Linked DNA regions of Homo sapiens: regions 2, 3, 4 and 5 are each linked to region 1. The links are chromatin contacts, found by Hi-C or POLR2A ChIA-PET in ENCODE. All regions are on one chromosome and are shown on one strand. The core of a region is the stretch at or near the end of the contact, and the rest is flanking DNA. Distances in the headings are between cores, read along the strand shown.

Region 1 (2,700 bases), core at 195-2,694:
TCTTGAATTGTAGTTCCCTTAATCCCCATGCATCATGAGAGGGACTAGGTGGAGGTAAGTGAATCAGGGGCAGTTTTCCCCATCCTGTTCTTGTGATAGTGAGTGCTCATGAGATCTGATGGTTTTATAAGAGGCTTCCTCCTTTGCTGGGCACTTATTCTTCTTGTTCCTGCCATTATGTGAAGAAGGACGTGTTTGCTTCACCTTCAACCATGATTGTAAGTTTCCTGAGGCCTCCCCAGCCCTGCAGAACCGTGAGTCAATTAAACTTCTTTTCTTTATAAATTACCCAGTCTCGGGTATGTCCTTTTAGCAGTGTGAGAATGGACTAATACAATACTCTTCATATCAGGACTGCAAAGACCACTGAGCACAGGTTAATTCAGGTGCAGTCCTGTAGGGGGTAACCTCAAGGCTTCAGGGCAAGTTGGTCTTGGAGTAAATGTGAGTTAAAATGTGAGTTATAAACCAGGCAGGTCGGCTGGATGCAGTGGCTGGAGCCCATGAGACCAGCCTGGGCAACACAGTGAAACCCTATCTCTACAAAAAAATTTTTAAAGTTAGCTGAGTGTAGTAGTGCACGCCTGTAGTCCTAGCTACTCAGGGGGCTTAGGTGGGAGGTTTGCTTGAGCCCAGAGGTTGAGGCTGCAGTGAGCCATGATTATACCATTGCACTGCAGCCTAAGCAGCAGAGAGAGACTGTCTCAAAAAAGAAAGAAAGAAAGAAAGAAAGAAAGAAAGAAAGAAAGAAAGAAAGAAAGAAAGAAAGAAAAGAAAGAAAAGGAAAGAAAAGAAAGAAAGAAAGAAAGAAAGAAAAGAAAGAAAGAAAAGAAAGAAAGAAAGAAAGAAAGAAAGAAAGAAAGAAAGAAAGAAAGAAAAGAAAGAAAGAAAGAAAGACACCAAGCAGGTCTTTTGAGATGCTTTACCGCTGGGATGATTGGAATATGAGTTGGGGAACCTTCTGGACACTCATGAACGCCTGCATTGGTCAGGCATGCACTTTTGTAATGGAACAGGAGAAGAAGCCTTTGGGAAAAGGCAGGGGGTGATGAATTTGGTTACTGTTTTCTTTTCTTTGAGATGGAGTCTCACTCTGTCACCCAGGCTGGAGTGCAGTGGTGTGATCTCAGCTCACTGCAACTTCCGCCTCCCGGGTTCAAGTGATTCTCATGCCTCAGCCACTAAAGTAGCTGGGATTTACAGGCGCACACCACCACGCTTGGCTAATTTTTGTATTTTTAGTAGGGCCGGTGTTTCACCATGTTGGCCAGGGTGGTCTTGAACTCTTGACCTCAAGTGATCTGCTGGCCTCGGCCTCCCAAAGTGCCGGGATTACGGTGTGAGCCACCGTGCCTAGTCTGGGTACTCTTTTCAGTCTACAGTCTCTGAACTCTGACAACTTCCTGTCGCTCTGAGTGTGACTGTGCTTGTGGTTCCTCTGAGAGTCGAGGTGGAGCTACCCACCCCCTCTCCACACTGGTCTCATGTGTGATCGGAGCTGTGTGCTGGGGAGATGCACAGTCAGGTTAGAGGGCAGCTTGGGTCCTGGAGCTGCAATGGACACACACCCCTCTCTGCTTAGCTGTGGCTGCCCTCAGTGCATATGCAGGGCTGGCTCCCTGGCAGATCTGACTTTCTCTGGTTCTGTGGCTGTCATAAGATTTATTCAGAATCCCTCTTATGAGTTTTGGAACTGAAGCTGTTCTCAAACCAGTCGCAGATTCTACTTGTTAAGAGAAGCAATGTATACAGAATATCGGCAGTTAGGAGGCATGCGTGGGTTCCAGTCCCAGTCTCACTGGCAGTGAGACCTTGAGCAAGTCACTCAACTTCCCTGAGCCTCAGGGTTTTCATGTGCATCATGGAGGAATTCTCCTTCCTGCCTCCTGCTTTTCTCTAATCTTCCCCCATGGTGAGAGGCCTCTCCCAGGAGGAGGTCTGCCTGCTGATATCTATCCGCCTCTCATCCATGTGGGTTCTATGGGGAGGAAGGGGGAATTCCATTAAGCTGACTGGTGAATGAGAGCTGGGAAACATGGGGAACATGCCCTTCTTCATGGGAAACATGCCCTTCTCCATGATGTCCATACTTGCATGACAGGATAAAACTATCTCCTGCAATCTGCCACAATGGGTCATTTTGAAATCTCGAAGAAGTCATTTATTCAGATTAAAACTATTTATAGCAGATGTAAGCAAACAATTCATTGGTGTCCTTGAGATTGATGGTTGGCACTTTACAGTTTTCATTAAAAGTTAAACTCTTTCTTCATTCAGCAAATATTTCAGTGCCCATTATGTGTCCTGTACTGGGATACAGCAGTGAATGAGACAGACCAGATCCTTGCCCTCTTGGGGCTGGCATCCTAGTGGGGAGATGGACAATGCTGGGCGTGGTGGATCATGCCTGTAATCCCAGCACTTTGGGAGGCCGAGGCGGGCAGATCACCTGTGGTCAGGAGTTCAAGACCAACCTGGCCAACATGGCGAAATCCTGTTTCTACAAAAAATATAAAAATAAGCCAGGCGTGGTGGTGGGCACCTGTAATCCCACCTACTTGGGAGGCTGAGTCAGGAGAATTGCTTGAACCCAGGAGGTGGAGGTTGCAGTGAACTGAGATCATGCCACTGCACTCCAGCCTGGGCAATAGAACAAGACTCCATCTTAAAACAAACAAACAAACAAACAACAACAAAAAA
Region 2 (2,700 bases), core at 73-2,572, 180 kb after region 1:
TGTGAAACCTTTGTTTCAGTTATGTATGGTATATTTGTGTGAACTCAGTCAGAATGAAGCCTATTTGTTACTATAAATGGTGGCCAAAAATACGCTGGAGAAGACTGGTCTGATTCAGTTCCTCAATTTTACAACTGAAAACACAGAGGAGACCCATGTGGTCCTAAGATCACACGGGGAGTTAGTAACAGATTGAGTCTGAGTCTGTTCTTCATCCTCAGTCCCCTTCACCACTGCTTTTGCTAAATCCATAGACCATCCTGTTTAAAAAGCAACACTCAGGGAAACAACGCAAACGTCCATCAGCAGGTGGTGGATGAACAAAACGTGTCTTGTACAGACAATGGAATATTACTCAGCCTTGGAAAAGAATGAAATTCTGACACAGGCCACAACATAGATGAACTTTGAACATTATGCAGAGTGAAAAAAGCCAGATACAAAAGGACAAATATCATATGATTCCACTTATATGAAGTTTTCCTAGAATAGACAAATAACATAGAGACAGAAAGTGGATTAGTGGTTACCAGGGCCTGGGGGAAGGTGGGAATGGGGAGTTAGTATTTAATGTGTACAGAGTTTGGGATGATGAAGAAGTTCTGGAAATAAATAGTAGGGATGGTTGCACAACAGTGTGAATACACCAAATGCCACTGAACTGTATGTACACCTAAAAAATTGTTTAAGTGGCAAATTTCATATTTTGTGTATTTTATCACACATTCCAAAATGAATCTAGGCGCAAAAGAAGAAGAGGAAACAGAACAACGTAGCATTTCTTGTAGACAGACCTCATTTCACATTCCAGCAGCCGTTTATTCCTTCAGCCTACCCCTTGGTGGGCCCAGGTCCTGAGGATTCTGAGGCAAACAGGACAGGCTCCCTGGCCTTAGGAATCCATGGAACCGACTGTGGCCAAGTGTGGCCTTGATTCTGGAATCCCTGGCAGGTGATGACTGCTGGCATTTCCACAGGTGATGCATTTTACAGCAGCGAGTGATGCTTAGCCAATGACCTTTCATGTGCTAATAGCTCTGATTTTTCCAATTGCAGCATTTGGATAAACCCACAATTTGCTTTTGGAATGCCAAGGAAAAACATCGTTTATGGTTTTTCTTTTGGTCTCACCCCTTTCATCAGTTGGTCTTTAGCCTTAACCCATAAACAAATAGCCTTTTCTCTCTTTACTCTTCCCTCTTTCTTTGCAAGACCTCCAGGCTCCCTGCAAATGGCAATTCAAGCGACATGCTCCTACCCACAAGTTACAGTGATTCACGCTGGCTCCATTCTGTACTCTTGCTTCACATGTTTGGATATGAGAGTCAGAAGACTCGGGGTGAGCCAGAAATGAGGTCAGGGGCAGCTGGGTAGCAGAAGCGGGATGTCTGTTTCTTTCTTGTAGCTGACTTAAGATTTTTGATACTCCCAGTGCAGGGCAATTTCTGCCCGTACAAGCTGTGGCAGATAGGAGTCTACCGCTGGCTCTATTTGAGGGCATTGGAGATTTCTTACTACCTGGCAGGCACCCCTGTGCTTCTAGCCCCTCCACTGTTATTGACAAACAGGTTTGTGCTTCCAGCCACCCTGTCAGAATCTCTGCAGCCCTCAAGTCAGCAGCAGCATTAAAGGAAACCTGGAGGATGTCTCTCTAACTCCACCAGTGAAAATAGTTAACTGGGCTTACTGGGAGCTAAGAAAATAGTTTATTTTTATGTTACATTGAACTTTACCACAAATGGCGGGGGAGCAGGGATGGCTGGCACACATCATGATAATGATCTTGAAACCGTTAGCATAGTCTGTGAGTTTTAGGTCCACCCAGGGTTTTTCCGCCTTGGTACTATTGACATTTGGGGCCAGATAATTCTTTTTTTTTTTTTTTTTTTTTTTTTTTTTTTTGAGACTGAGTCTCGCTCTGTCGCCCAGGCTGGAGTGCAGTGGCACGATCTCGGCTCACTGCAAGCTCCGCCTCCCGGGTTCACAGCATTCTCCTGCCTCATCCTCCCTAGTAGCTGGGACAGGTGCCCGCCACCACACCCGGCTAATTTGTTTTGTATTTTTAGTAGAGACAGGGTTTCACCATGTTAGGCAGGATGGTCTCGAACTCCTGACCTTGTGATCCGCCCGCCTCGGCCTCCCAAAGTGCTGGGATTACAGGCTTGAGCCACCGCGTCCGGCAGGGGCCAGAGAATTGTTTATTGTGAGAGGCTGTCCTGTGCCTTGTAGGATGTCTGGAAACATCCTTGGCCTCTACCCACCAGGTACCAGTAGCACCCCCACCCACCACCAAGTTGTGGTGATGGAAAACGTCTGCAGATATTGCCAGATGTTCCCTGGGGAGCAAAACCAACCCCAGTTGAGGACCACTGGCACACCCCAAATCCCTTCTGCTATGTTCCGAGTTTTAAATGTTGAGGACTTTTTCCATGGATATTCTGGAAATAATAATGAAAAAGAGCTTGGGGTTTTGGTTTGATTCCTGCTTTATTAGTATTAAAGGGTGTGTAAGCATCACAGCCTGGGAAAAATTAACACCTACTATCTATGTCAGAATGAATCTGTTACCCATGTACTAGGCTTGGTTCCGTGAGGGGTGCTATATCTTGGGCAACATGATTTCTGGTGTGGTCCAGCTGCCGAAGAATTGCACAGTGGTGAGGGTCGGTGGCCTCTCTTATATCATCTACTTTGCTGTAT
Region 3 (2,759 bases), core at 129-2,628, 170 kb before region 1:
TTTCCCTCACAATTTCTGCTTCCCAAAAGTCACATCAACTTCTACCAGGCGTACCCCACAGAGACCTCCAGGCATTCTGAGACAAGGCCTCTCCTAAGGACATTTTTCAGGTTTCATGACACACTATCATAACACTTAATACACTCAGTGTATCAACCCTAGATTTTATTTTATTTTATTATTTATTAATTTTTGGAGACAGAGTCTCTGTTCCCCAGGCTGGAGTGCAGTGGCATGATCATAGCTCACTGCAGCCTCAAACTCCTGGACTCAAGTGATCTTCCTGCTCCAGCCTCCCAAGTAGCTGGGACTACAGATGTGCACCACCACGCCTGGCTAATTTTTAAAAACTTTATTTAAAGACAGAGTCTCACTATGTTGTACAGGCTGGTCTCAAACTCCTGGCTGGCCTCAAGCCATCCTCTCGCCTTGGCCTCCCAAAGTGCTGGGATTACAGGCGTGAGCCACCACGCCCAGCCTGTTTGCTAGATTTTAAATTCCTTTAAGAAAGTTCTCATGTCTTGTTTATCATTGTGTCTCTCTTTCTCACTTGCCGTGGTCTCCCATCCCCCAGTACCTAGCCCAGGCTTGCACATTCTAGTTGCTTAATAAATATTTGTTGTATGGATTGGCAAATCCACAGTTGAGAAGTTATTAAGGGAGAACAGGTTCAGCAGTGATCCAGAGTCCCCACAGAAACGCAAGAGGGAGAGTGGGAAAAGGGGAAGGCAGGGAGCAAAGGCCAGGGCTGAGGAGACGCCTCTTCTTCTACTTGACAGCTGTGTCTGTCTGAATGTTTTTCTCATTCTTCTTGTTCCTAGGGATGAAAAGGAAGGAAGGAAGTGGTAGATTTGTGCCTTACAGGGCTTCTGCAAAAATTGATACTTTCTGTTTCCAAATTATTTCCTTTCTATTTTTGTGTAGGTCTTACAAAGAGAAAAGGAAGTAAAGAGGAGAGAAATAACCTGAAACTTACAGCTGAGGAGAGGTCAGTGTGAATTAGCCTCATATGTTGGCCAGATTTTTGGACTACCTAATGTCATTCCACTTTCCCAATGTCAGGGAGCAAAGCTTTTACTCCACTCATAGAGCCACATATTTTTCCTTAGGCTGAATATTTAAAAAAAATAAATTTGTCTGGAATGGTAGCTATTTTTTGAGTTTTATGTTTGCATGCACAGTCATTCTGTTCTAGTAGACACAGTTTACCACCATTATGCAATAAGTCTTTCACTTCTTCAGAAACATATAGTCTATTTTTACAGTTCCCACTCTCTGCGGTGAATGCAAAAGTCCCAGAAGGAGCGTGCAGAGAAAGCAAGGATTTATGTACCAGCCACGCTCCCTCTCAGGGGTTCACAGTGTGCTTCCTACGTGGTGGTTTTGCAGGTGACGTGGGTGGTGGAAACTTCCTTAACTTATGCTCGATCTGAGTCTTCTCATCAGAACATGACCTTTGTCTCCTTAACCCAGAAGATGCCAATGAAGTGGGTATCCTCCAAGTGAAGGCTTGGAGGTTTGGAAGAAAAAATGAATTTCTTCCTCCCTTCACTTTTTTTTTTTTTTTTAATGTTGAAAACAAACCCTTTTTTTCCCACTGGCTGCAGCAGTTGCCCTCAATGAGATGCCTTGGTGACAGCTTCAGAAGCCAAGCCTACCTCTGAGAAATGGGCAAAAAAAAAAAAAAAAAATACATTTTCAACCTTGAGTGTATTTGAATTATTGTGTTGCTTTTTTTAAAGCTCCTTGAGAAACTGAAGACCAGAAATTAAAATAATGAAATCTGAGTCCTGTCCAGGCTTAGCCATCCTTCTGATTTACAGGGGCTGCTTATACCTTAATCTATGCCTTATGGCTCTCCATCTGAAAAAAGGTGCTGGATTTCAAGGTGGGTAGTGATCTGACATAAATTTTCAAGCACAATACTGTTCTTTTTCTGGCTGGGGCTGGAAGGAGGACATATATATTGGAAGCAGGACTAAAAATTTGACCCGTGTTTCTCACAGAATTCCAGAGCACCTTCTCAACACTGTCATAATCCTATCTACCCAAGGGAGAAGGTTTGAGGGAAATAGAGACTGTGCTTGAGATTCAGATTTACAGCTCATGGTTTCAAATATTTGGGTGTGTTGTCCTCTCTGCCTATACAACACGTTGGGCATTTGTTATGCATTTTCCTGGCATTCTAACCCTCAGTGTAGATGAAGAGATTGCATTATGAAATTTGTCTTATGAGCTGTGCAAAATTGAGCTGCGTTTGTAGCTTGCCCATCTCTTTTGATTCCCTATACTCTTCTGCCTTCTCCAGCACCTGATTCAGAATACAGTCCTCCCACCTCAACCTCCGAAGTAGCTGTGTGTTACCTTATGGCACATCTCAGTTCAGACTACCCACATTTCGAGGGTTAAATACCAGCATGTGTCCAGTGGCTACCTGGATGGACAGCATAAATATAGAACATTTTGATCACTATAGATAGAAAGTTCTATTGGACATGATCTAGCCCAGTGATACCTAATAAGAATATAGTGTGTGCCACACATGTAATTTTTTTTTTTCTTTTGAGACGAGGTGTCACTCTGTTGCCCAGGCTGGAGTGCAGTGGCACAGTCTCAACTCACTGCAGCCTTAACCTTCTGGGCTCAAGTGACCCTCCCACCTAACCTCCCAAGTAGCTGGGACTATAGGCGCATGCCACCGTGCCTGGCTAATTTTTGTATTTTTTTTTGTAGATATGGGGTTTTCCTATGTTGCCCAG
Region 4 (2,700 bases), core at 199-2,698, 190 kb before region 1:
TCCTGTACAGCCTGCAGAGCCATGAGCCAATTAAACCTCTTTTCTCTGTAAATTTTGCAGCCTCAGGTATTTCTTTATAGCAGCCTGAGAACGAACTAATGCACATGTGGATCTAAGTGGTGCAGGGGGTGGACTGTCATGGGTGTTGTTGGTGCTCTGCCCAGATCCCTTCATATCCCCCTTTCCAGTTCATTGCCCCTAGCCCCAGCTTCTAAGTGGTTTACTCCTAAAGGTTCATACCCCTTCCTTCAGAGAACTTCCTTCCCTTAATCTATAGGAGCCACTTCACTGCAGAAGAGGTATTAAGCACCTAGACTCACTTAACGCGTCTAAATTAAGTGCCTAGACTCACCCAGACTCACCTCAGAACCAGAAGTGCTAGGTATTTTTGTCCCCCCACCCTTTCCAGGAAAGACTATAGCCAGTGACTAATTGGTGCAGGGTTATGAAAACCCCAGCTCCCTTGCCTCAAGTTGGGATAAATTCTAATTTATGCTCCAGAACTAGCTGGGGATCTTGCTGGGGCTGGAACTTCACCTTAAATTGCTCCCTTGCTTGGCTGCTTCTTTCCTATTCTGCTTCCCTTTCTAGTTTCTCCTGGAAGCTCTTCCTTAATAAATTGCTTGCACGCAAATCCTTGGCAACCCAAGACAGTTCCCTAGTAGAAAATACACTCTCGAGCTTCAAGTCAGTGACAAGGAAATAAAGAAAAAAAAAAAAAAAAAAAAACACTTAGTGAACAGCTATGGTTTACAAGAAAAAAAAAAAAAAATGTTAAAGCCCAGAATGGAGTACCTACCATGAGTCAATTGTCTTTGGTTTGGATTTTCATTTCCTAAGAATTTGATGATCATAAGTGGTTATTCTGGTAGTACATTACAGAGTGGGACATCTGTAAATTATCAATGATACATCAACATAAACCGTATGCCCCAGATTTTTTGGACAACCTTGATTTCAAGTTTTTAATCCCCTTGTCAGACCATGTTCCAGACAGTGTGTCCTGGCTGGTGTGGGTGTTTGGACAGCAAAGGGGGATGCTGGGCTAGCCAAGAGGCAGCTGAGAGGACGAACTTGAGCATTATAAAAAGGCAGACACTTGAAGTTAATAAGCACAACTGGACTTCAAGTCCTGGCTCCACCCCAACCAGCTGTAGGCCACATTTTATTCCTGTTAAAATGAAGTTCCCAGCTCCCACCTCACAGGATTGAAAATGAGGTGATGTATACAAAACGCTTAGCATTGCTCCTGGATTTCGTGAAGTTCAAGAGATGGTTCCTTTGGAGGGGAAGAAGAGTGGGTGAAGAACCCTCCAGTGGAGTTTGGGGACTTCATTGTCCTAATAGAGCCGGCAGGGGATGGGGGACCAGAGGTCGAGAGCCCACGTTGAAGCGTTGCATTCATCTAAATTTGCTGAGCGCCGTCTCCCTCCCAGGGCGCGGGACTCAATACTTGTACGCCAAGGGGGAAAAGGCCGTCAACTCGACCTGGAAGGGACGGCGCAACGCAGAATGAGCCGCGAGGCCCCGGGCCACCACGTGGCTTCCCGATGGCCTCCCCCGACCCTCCCCCACTCCGGCCCCGCAGGGGAAGTAGGTGAAGGGTGGAAGCCGAGAGACCGCGCCGCGGAGGCGGCCCGCCGCCGGTTTCCTAGCAACGCCCGCCCCGCCCCGCCCCGCTGGCGCGCCGGCGCCGGGAAGCGGGGGGGGGGCGGACCGCCGTTGCCATGGCAGCGCGGCGGCCGCGCCCGACGCCGCCGGCGCCTGCGGGAAACGCGGGCCAGGGGCCCAGAGTGGGCTGCCAGGTGGCGTCCCTGCCTAGCTCCCACTCCGGGATGGACCAGACCTCGCGCCCGGGGGTGTCAGTGGAGAAACCGAGTCGCCCCGAAAGGTGGCAGGGCCGCAAGGCCGGTCGGCCCCACTCACTCCCCCGCCGACTGGGGCGACTGAGAGCTTGGAGACTTTCCAGTTTGTCTGGTGGGGTCTGAGTTGGTCTTCGGGGCCGGAGTAGGCCAAGGGAATTTTTTTGATTTTGGAATCTCTTCGGACCTTTTTTCCACACCTAGTCAAGACTGCACGCGTGTGCACACACGCATACGCACGTCTGCAGCCTGATGTCCCATCCTTTTACCCTAGGTGTTGTCACCTGAAGGTTCTTTAATCTCGGAAAGAGAATATGCAAAAGATAGCAGCTGCCAAAAGCTGCCTTTTAAAACGACTTTGAAAATCAGTGTTATTTCCCGAGGGCCATTTAAACGGAAAACCTCCGTGCCTGGAAGGGTGTTCTAGATTCTGGACTCAAATTTGCATTATTCTAAATCACTTTTTGCAGTGAGCTGCGATTGGAGAATTCAGTTGTGGAGTATTAAATTTAACCGTACACCCATTTAGCTAGTGTAATGATCGCTTGGCCAAAAGACCCACTCACAAAGACAAAGCCACACGCTTCTCAGTCGTTCTCTGGCTTGAGTGTTTTTAATAGAGGCGGAGTCAGTCACATGTTTGTGAGTTTAATCAAATTGACAAGGGCTCTGAGCGAGAAAAGCTTACTGTCTAATTCGAAGGCAACATTAGGTACATAGAGATGCATTCTCTTTGGACTTATTTGAATCAGAGCTTTTCAAATGGAATCCTCTCCTGCACATATTTTTCTCGATCTGCTGCAACTGGAAAATTTAAATCAAAATCTTATTTCTTATA
Region 5 (2,728 bases), core at 229-2,728, 160 kb after region 1:
TGGGCACGGGTTTATGTAATTTAACTTCTTTTCTCTGCAAATCAGTAAATATTTACAAATGACCTTATCAAACAGTTTGGGTACATTCGGTCACTTGAAAGTGTGCGGCCAGAGGAACGATTGCCCGTCGGCCTGCTGCCAGTTCCGGGGGGCCTCAAAGGAAGGACTTACATTTTTAAAAATAGGCTGTCCATAGACCAAACGCTTCACAGGAAGTGGGCCTCACAGGAAGCCTCCCTCTCTCCACAGAACGGTTTTAGAAAATTTGCATTTTAAAGTTTGACTTCTAAAGATTCAACTCTTAATGGCTGGAGTCGATTGCTGGGAACTGAGGAATCCAAAAAATAAATAGTGGATTCTGAGTTGGGCTTTACCATTGCTGCCTGAGTTCTTTTGTTGCTTAGGGAAGGTAATTACAGAATTCTATTCCAAGAGTAAATGTCATTCTTTTGTGAGTAAGCTGGAAAGAAACAAGGGGATTACTTTTCTGTTTTTATAAAATGATCCCGATGTCATATGGTTTTAAAACATAACTAAATTTCTGGAGCAGAGATGGACTTTTGGGGGTGTCTCGGCCCTCTTTTTTTTTTCCCCAAACTTTAGAAATCTGACACAGTTAAATTCATTTTTAGAAGAGAATGCACGTGTTCTTCAATGTTGACGCTGAAAAACAATGAGATTCTCATTTTATTGGTAGTTTGGGTATGAAAATTGTAATATTGTTGTATCACCATAACCTGGTAATAATATGTTCATTTTGCCTATCAAACATAATACAAGTAAGATTGAAGTGCATTTTATGGAGTTCTACTGTCAGTATAATATTTAAGGCTGGCAAACAGTCAACAAATGAGAAGCTTTTAAAAATAAAGAAGTGATAATAGCTATACATCTACTTATTGCAAAGTACTTAATAATTCTCTATTAATGCCTTTGTATTTTAATTTTCTTTGCAGAGTATTGGGAAAGGGTCGTTGTGGTGCATAGACCCAGAGTATAGACAAAATCTAATTCAGGCTTTGAAAAAGACACCTTATCACCCACACCCACACGTGTTCAATACACCTCCCACCTGTCCTCAGGCATATCAAAGGTAAGCAATTCAGACTTCTTTTTTTTGGTCTACTGAAATGGCATTATTTTGGCAGAGACCTGCGCGGAAATTAATTTAATAGGCCGTACGAGATTTTAAAAATAACTGCAGGTAAATGAGAAAGAAATTAAGTATTATTAGGAGGCATATCCACTGTTGTATTTCCTACAAACCTTACCGCTGCTGCAGCGTCAGAGGAATGTGCTTCCAGAAGGCTTCATGGTGGGTGAAATCATGTCTTCCTGGGTAGAAACATTTACAAAGAAAAGTCGACAGCTTTCACATCTCGGTGTGTGTCATGTTTTGTTGGGATAAAAGTACAGGAACGAGTCAAGCAGGCAACTCCATCATCCCCTCATCTGGCCGGTCTCTGCAGACATTCAGTGGAGGCTCACTCAGTTGTCCCCACTGTTGTCTTTCGCAGTCTCCATGTAGACGGTGCTCCCAGGTGACCATTTTGTTGTGGTTACTTGGTCTTTGCTTCTTCAAGGAGAACAGTAGAAACAATAGAGACATTTTATCCTCCTCACATGCCCATTTGTTTGAGACAGTAAGGTCATGGGTACCATTTTTACAAATATATCATTGGAAGGGAGGGTAAGTAGCCTGTCACTTTTTTAAAAAGTGTCTTAATGTTAGATTCCAAAAGAGAGCCAAATAATCAGAACCAAATTTTTAAGATCAATTTTTATGAATACATAGTACTTGAATTTGAAGTGCATTCCTCAGTTCTACAAAAAAATATTTAAAAATGTATAGAAATGTTTCTATCGTAACCACCTAGTTAAGAGGAATTATCCTTGGACTGCAAGTTGAGGTTAATTAGGGATGGCATGATGTCATAGACTTCAGGAATTTTACAGTCCACTTCTTTGCAGATTCTTTTCCTAGTCTGCTGTTTGTTCTGCAGGAGGGAGCACAAAGTGATCTTCTGAAATAGCATTAATGAAGTTCTTCTGCATCTCAGTTGAGAAGCATTCCATCACAGGCCCTAGACAATCAGTCTTCAGCAAGAGACAGGGAGGAACAGCTGGGCTCTCTGAGAAGACTGCTGTATGTCTGCCTTTGCTAGGCGATTAGCGTGATGGTACCCATAGCAACTGGAGCGTCTCCATAGTAACGCGTAGCCGAGACAGGTGCAGTTGCATCACAAGGCTGTTTGTTGCCTGGCAAAAGGACAGGCCATTAGTACTTAGATATACACTGTTGCCTTAGAAACAAATAACCTTACATAGCAACTACAGTTGATTTGAAAGGTTTGGTGTGTGGGGGGGAAGGTTGTAGCAGCTTTTGTCTGTGTTCATAAAAATCAGTGGAAGCATACTTTATTCGAAATGACAACTTGAGGTCATATAGCTGTAGGAGAGAAAGTGGGATTTTCCAAAGCAGCCCAGCCAACATAGTAGACATGTCCAGAAGGACAGAGCCATATGCTTGGTTTTCTCCTTGTGGCCATAGCCACTCCCCAAATGGAAGAGAACCAGGATTGGAGTGGAGAATTGCCGATGTACAAGGTTGGTGAAGGAGGACGTGACACTAATTATTGAAATATTTCCCAGATTCTCATGTTTCTTTGTCATTCTACCCCCACCCCCCGACTCTCCAAGCTGCATGGAATACCCTTCTCTGGGTTTT

The links. A loop is a pair of places that touch in the nucleus more often than their neighbours do. ChIA-PET counts read pairs that join two places held with the same protein, here RNA polymerase II (POLR2A). Pooled maps may share reads with other maps.
Region 2: a loop to region 1 is called in a pooled map, with 3 times the contacts of the local background. The contact joins two enhancer-like sites. A Hi-C loop is called at or near these places in 2 of 37 single-sample maps with no recorded cell type and 2 of 50 pooled maps. POLR2A ChIA-PET finds 5 or more read pairs at or near these places in 1 of 52 experiments (H1).
Region 3: a loop to region 1 is called in a map with no recorded cell type, with 6 times the contacts of the local background. The contact joins two enhancer-like sites. A Hi-C loop is called at or near these places in 4 of 37 single-sample maps with no recorded cell type and 9 of 50 pooled maps. POLR2A ChIA-PET finds 5 or more read pairs at or near these places in 2 of 52 experiments (K562 and activated CD8-positive, alpha-beta memory T cell).
Region 4: a loop to region 1 is called in a pooled map, with 9 times the contacts of the local background. The contact joins two enhancer-like sites. A Hi-C loop is called at or near these places in 9 of 50 pooled maps. POLR2A ChIA-PET finds 5 or more read pairs at or near these places in 2 of 52 experiments (activated B cell and activated CD4-positive, alpha-beta memory T cell).
Region 5: a pooled map shows a loop between it and region 1 (4-fold over the local background). The contact joins the promoter of FOXN3-AS3 here to the enhancer-like site in region 1. A Hi-C loop is called at or near these places in 9 of 50 pooled maps. POLR2A ChIA-PET finds 5 or more read pairs at or near these places in 2 of 52 experiments (Caco-2 and activated CD4-positive, alpha-beta T cell).

The regions. Positions count from the first base shown.
Region 1 is chr14:89,509,320-89,512,019 of GRCh38, reverse strand. It overlaps a transcript of FOXN3 not described here. Among named protein-coding and RNA genes, the nearest start is that of FOXN3-AS2, 66 kb to the left of the region's middle. Within about 2 kb of position 1,444, at least 9 of the 41 ENCODE cell types and tissues checked have a DNase peak (open chromatin) inside an H3K27ac peak, as active enhancers do.
Region 2 is chr14:89,329,058-89,331,757 of GRCh38, reverse strand. The region is part of intron 3 of FOXN3 (forkhead box N3); the gene reads left to right. Among named protein-coding and RNA genes, the nearest start is that of FOXN3-AS3, 20 kb to the left of the region's middle. RefSeq lists enhancers at 405-454, 1,394-1,643. Within about 2 kb of position 1,322, at least 6 of the 41 ENCODE cell types and tissues checked have a DNase peak (open chromatin) inside an H3K27ac peak, as active enhancers do.
Region 3 is chr14:89,679,775-89,682,533 of GRCh38, reverse strand. No RefSeq gene overlaps it. Among named protein-coding and RNA genes, the nearest start is that of FOXN3-AS2, 100 kb to the right of the region's middle. Within about 2 kb of position 1,378, at least 8 of the 41 ENCODE cell types and tissues checked have a DNase peak (open chromatin) inside an H3K27ac peak, as active enhancers do.
Region 4 is chr14:89,700,684-89,703,383 of GRCh38, reverse strand. No RefSeq gene overlaps it. Among named protein-coding and RNA genes, the nearest start is that of FOXN3-AS2, 130 kb to the right of the region's middle. RefSeq lists a silencer at 1,660-1,719. Within about 2 kb of position 1,448, at least 26 of the 41 ENCODE cell types and tissues checked have a DNase peak (open chromatin) inside an H3K27ac peak, as active enhancers do.
Region 5 is chr14:89,349,037-89,351,764 of GRCh38, reverse strand. It overlaps FOXN3-AS3 (FOXN3 antisense RNA 3), which reads right to left and starts at 1,478. Exons shown (of 2, transcript NR_188029.1): 1 at 1,272-1,478. FOXN3 (forkhead box N3) reads left to right here. Exons shown (of 6, transcript NM_005197.4): 3 at 957-1,093. RefSeq lists a silencer at 300-349.